Regions from separate parts of the Homo sapiens genome. Here region 1 is linked to region 2. Evidence: chromatin loops called from intact Hi-C (ENCODE). Cell type or tissue: Calu3. All regions are shown on one strand. Region 1 overlaps CAVIN1 (caveolae associated protein 1). Region 2 overlaps KAT2A (lysine acetyltransferase 2A).

Region 1 (2,500 bases), 290 kb after region 2:
CGCTGCGCTTGATACGCTCTGCGCGGGACTCCTCAATAACCTCCTCAACCTCCACCGCCTCGTCCGACGAAAGCTCCAGCGCCGCTGCGTCCTCCTCGGGCCGCTCGCCCTCGCCCAGCTCCTCGCCCTCCTTCTCTGGCAGCGCCTCCGACTCTTTCAGCGATTTGCTGATGCTCAGTTTGGCCGGCAGCTTCACTTCATCCTAAGGGAAGAGGAGAAGGGACATGAGAGGCGTCGGAGGAGGCGGATGTGGGCGAGCCTGAGTCAGGGTGGTGACGATCCTGGAGAGAGGGGAGCATGGGACGCTCGTGGTCCCCAGGAAACTGGCGGGCGCTCAATAAATGTGTGTAGGCTCACGCCTGTAATATTAGCGCTGTGGGAGACCGAGGCAGGAGGATGGCTTGAGTCCAGGAGTTCGAGACCAGCCTGGGCAACATATCACCCATCTCCGGCCCCCCAACCCCGCGTCGCCATTCTTTCTCTCTCTCTCTCCTTGTTTTTTTTTTTTTTTTTTTTTTTAAACGGAGTCTCGATCTGTTGCCGAGGCTGGAGTGCAGTGGGCGCGATCTTGGCTCACCGCAACCTCCGCCACCCGGGTTCAAGCAATTCTCCTGCCTCAGCCTCCCGAATAGCTGGGATTACAGGCGCCCGCCACCACGCCGGCTAAATTTTGTATCTTTAATAGAGACGGTGTTTCTCCATATTGGTCAGGCTGGTCTCGAACTCCCGACCTCAGGTGATCCGCCCGCCTCGGCCTCCCAAAGTTCTGGGATTACAGGCGTGAGCCACTGCGCCCGGCCTCGCGCCGCCATTCTCTAAAAAACATGTGTGTTGAACGAATGGTGACTAAACAGACCGCGGGAGCAGGGGACCAAACTTCGGGTCGGAGATGGGGTTGCGTAATAATTGCACTTGGGCTAAAATCTCTGTGGTCGTCCAACCCTGTCCTGATCCCTTTCCACCCGTAGATGATATTAAACCACTACGGCCCTCGGGAGACACAGCTCCACTTTGGAAATGGGCGGAGCGCCCTCTGGTGCCGCAAATCGCACACTGCCCGAGCCAGGCCGAAAAGCAAGTGGTGGGAGTGTCTAAGTTGAAAGCGGGTAGGGGTTTGAGCCCACAGCTGCACCTACCCACCCAAGCAGGTAAAGTAAAGGAAGTGCATTTCCTAGACTCAAGCTATTTCTTTTTTTTTTTTTTTTTGAGATGGAGTCTCGCTTTGTCGCCCAGGCTGCAGTGCAGTGACACGATCTCTGCTGACTGCAACCTCTGCCTCCCAGGTTCAAGCAATTCTCCTGCCTCAGCCTCCTGAGTAGCTGGGACTGCAGGCATGCGCCACCACACCTGGCTAATTTTTTTGTATTTTTAGTAGACTCGGGGTTTCACCATGTTGGTCAGATTGGTCTCGAACCCCTGACCTCAAATGATCCACCCGCCTTGGCCTCCCAAAGTGCTGGGATTACAGGCATAAGCCACTGCTCCTGGCCTCAAGCTATTTCAGAACCAGCCTTAGAGATGGAGAACTGTGGTCCACCCTCCCCCACCTCCACCTTCTTTGACTCCTTCATACTGTTTGGCTCCACCAGTGGTCATTCTCCCCCTCCCCCACATTTAGAAATTGATATTGGAAAGAGGAAGAAGCTGGCTGGGAGCCACGGACATGTTTTCTCCCCAGTCTGGACATTTCTTCTGGTTGTGACTTCCCTACTTTGGGATAGAAGAGAGATTACTTTTCAATTCTTGCTTTCCCTACCCCCTGCCCCCAGCACAAAGCCTGAGCTCAGGGGTCTAGGAGTAGGATGGGTGGTCTCAGATTCCCCATGACCCTGGAGCTCAGAACCAGTTCTTTGCTTTTCTGTCTTCTCCTTGGAGGACTTAGCACCAGAACTGCTTTCCATTCCGGGAAGATTTTCCAAGATCTTGACTCTGGCCAACATTTCAGAATCTCTGGATCACTCCCTCCCCCACCTCCACCCTCATCAGAGAGCAGGGGAGGCTGAGCACAGAAAGGGAAAGGGCAGACCAAGATCATCAATAGGATCTCTTTGGCCCAGACTCCCTTTAGTGACTTCAAATGAAGGAACGAGAGATAGTCGCTTTTCTAAAGGGTTTTCTGAAGACCATTTCCCAGAATTATAAGAAAAATCCTGTCCCCTAAGAAATTAAGGCAACATAAACTGAGTCCTCTCACTGACACCACACACACACACCCCTATACATAGGCTGCTCGGTATCTCTGCACCACCTGCTACAGAAATTCCTTCCCCAGCCCCCAACCTCTTTCCTCTTCCCTCCCATCAACATCCCCCCAGAGTTTCCTGGTTTACACTGAAAACTAGGAACACCCTCTCCCAACTTCCTTCCCTTCTTGTCAATAGCATTAGCAGGGACAAAGAGGGAATGCTGGCTCCACCTCTTCTCTCATCTGGGCATCAGCTCTGCTGGGCACCAAGCCACCTCCAGCTCTCTGTTACCCAACTACACCTCCCAGCAGGCA
Region 2 (2,500 bases):
GGCAGCAGAGGAAAGAAGATAGGCATGGAGACTCTCCTGGCAGGTGTCAGGTGAAGTAGGGGACGCAAAGGGACTCCTACTCCATCCACAGAGGGGCTGGACAGAATTACCCCAGCCTCCAGGCAAAGGACCGGTGTGGGACGAGGCTACGGGTCACCTGCTTTTTGAAGTAGCCGATGGCGTACTCGTCGGCGTAGGTGAGGAAGTAGAGAATGTTGTGCTTGATGTGATACTCCTTCAGGTGGTTCATCAGGTGGGTCCCATAACCCTGCGGGGGAGGGAAGCAGGACTCACCAGGAGCTGAGGATGGGCCTGGTGCTGGAGAGGTCTCAGAGACCAGAGAAGAGCGGGTAGATTGGAAAGGAGGTAGAGAGAGCGAGAGCATCCAGGCAAAGAGGAAGAAAGGCAGCTGACAGAGGAAGGGGAGCTTATGGGGAGAAAGTGAAGGGTGCGGGCTTTCTAAGCTCACTCTGGGCTAGGTGCAGTGCTTCCTGTTTTACAGACCGATTCTCAAATTAACCCCAGAGGCGAGTATTACCACCTTTATTTTACAGAAGAGAAAACCGAAACTCAGCTACGTTAGGAAATGTGTTCAAGGTCAGGCTGCCAGCCGTGGCAGGGCCGGGTCCAAACCCAACACAGGCCACTGATTCCCAGTCCCTGGGCCTCAGAGTTGGGAGAAGCGGGAGAGGGAGTCACCAGAGGTCTGAGCAGCAGGAGCAATGCCTCCCACACGTCAGGGCCAATGAGGCACCACACAGATCTGAGGTATGCGACACACAGAGCCAGAGACCCTACGAGTGGGTCTGTTGTAACAAAGGACAGAAGCCAAAACTATCAGCATAGGGCTACTGTAATAATGATTAGTTTGGCTGGGCGCGGTGGCTCATGCCTGTAATCCCAGCACTTTGGGAGGCCGAGGTGGGTGAATCACTTAAGGTCAGGAGTTAGAGACCAGCCTGGGTGAAACCCTGCAACATGGTGAAACCCTGTCTCTACTAAAATACAAAAGTTAGCCAGACGTAGTGGTGCATGCCTGTGGTCCCAGCTACTTGGGAGGCCGAGGCAGGAGTATCACTTGAACCTGGGAGGTTGAGGCTGCAGTGAGCCCTGATCATGCCTCTGCACTGCGGCCTGGGTGAGAGAGACCCTCTTTCAAAAAAATAAATAAAAAATAAAAAGTAAAGTAATTAATTCCCCCATGTATGTAAATGTTCTTGTGATGCAGAAAACCCAAGTCCACAGGTCCACCAAAGTGTGGCTGCTGCTTGGGCTCCGTCTGTCAACAGGTGGTTTCCTAATCCACAGTTATCAAAGTACGGCTGCCACCTTGTGGGGATGTGAGGAACGGGCCGCTAACTAAGAGAAGAGCAACGGGCTGCTGCATGCCACACATCCTGCTGCTCCGAACTGGCCCAAACTCAGGAGTGGGCCGTGGACTGGGGCTGGGGCCGGGGAGCCGCGCTCACCTTGACCTGCTCATTCGAGGTGACAGCACAGAAGACAATCTCCGTGAAGCCCTGGGTGGGAAACATGCGGAAGCAGATGCCACCGATGACCCGCCCATCCTTGATCAAGGCCAGAGTCTTGTGCTTCCTAAGAGAGAGGGGGGCATGTCATAGCCCCTGACTGTCCCCTTCAGGTCCCCAGAGCCCTGGAAGTCTGAGCTGTAGTCAGGGTTGGGCAGTGAGAAGTAAGAATGCTCAAAGGATGAACCTCAGAAGTGGGGAGCAGGGGATCCCCAATTTTGAGGAGTGAAGAGGCCGAGGAGGAAGGGAACTGGGTGTGCTGCCCTGGGGGAGGGGCTCTCTGGGGGACGCACGGGTCAAAGACGAGGCGGGCGATATACTCCTTAGGCATGCGCGGCAGCTGGTGGGAAAAGACATTCTGCAGCCCCACGAGCCACAGCAACACCCGCCGGTTGGCCTTGGGCGTCAGTGAGTTGCCGATGACATGGAACTCGATGATGCCGCGGCGCTCCTCCAGGCGGGCTGTCTCATCCCGGGCCGCATTGGCCGAAAGCAGGCTCGTCTGGGCACAGAAGAGGGGTGGTGAGCCGGGGTCTCAGGTTGGTGGGGGTCCCCCAACTGGTCAGCAGGTCGGGCTGCCCACCTCAGGCCCCAGCATGGCAGCAGGGTCAGTGATGGTCAGCATGACCTCATTGACCAGCTCCATGGGGATGTCACCCATCACACGGAGCCGCTTGGCATCCTCCAGGGTCAGGTTCTCTGGGAGCGTCCTCTTCTCGCCTATTGGGGAGGCAGGCAAGGTTGCTCAGGATCAGTAAAAAAGGTTTGGGAAGGAGTGAATGAGGGTCAGAGGTCAGGGGTCAAGTATCCACCTGGCATAGGCTCGGCCCCTGCAGAATCCAGACTCAGGGAGCTGTTGCTGCCCCCACCCATGCTGGGGCTGAAGATGGGGGTGCTGGGAACAACCGCTGCACTGACTGAAGCTGAGGAGAGAGAGAGACGTCAGGGATGGGGGGCTGAAGCTGAGGAGA

What was found. Peaks named below come from ENCODE experiments on the same cell type or tissue, not always from the same donor. Only the 100,000 strongest peaks of a DNase experiment are listed, where the experiment ranks them.
Region 1: a loop joins it to region 2, with 4 times the contacts of the local background. A loop is called at or near these places in 5 of 110 quality-filtered maps.

The regions. Positions count from the first base shown.
Region 1 is chr17:42,405,187-42,407,686 of GRCh38, forward strand. CAVIN1 (caveolae associated protein 1) reads right to left here. Exons shown (of 2, transcript NM_012232.6): 2 at 1-202. Among named protein-coding and RNA genes, the nearest start is that of CAVIN1, 17 kb to the right of the region's middle. RefSeq lists an enhancer at 1,125-1,174. In Calu3, CTCF peaks have their summits at 1,050 (motif pointing left) and 1,254; DNase peaks (open chromatin) are centred at 1,025 and 2,495.
Region 2 is chr17:42,115,566-42,118,065 of GRCh38, forward strand. It overlaps KAT2A (lysine acetyltransferase 2A), which reads right to left. Exons shown (of 18, transcript NM_021078.3): 8 at 2,342-2,452; 9 at 2,113-2,249; 10 at 1,823-2,031; 11 at 1,470-1,596; 12 at 158-268. Among named protein-coding and RNA genes, the nearest start is that of DHX58, 4.1 kb to the left of the region's middle. RefSeq lists enhancers at 216-751, 475-794. In Calu3, a CTCF peak has its summit at 1,343 (motif pointing left); a DNase peak (open chromatin) is centred at 1,326.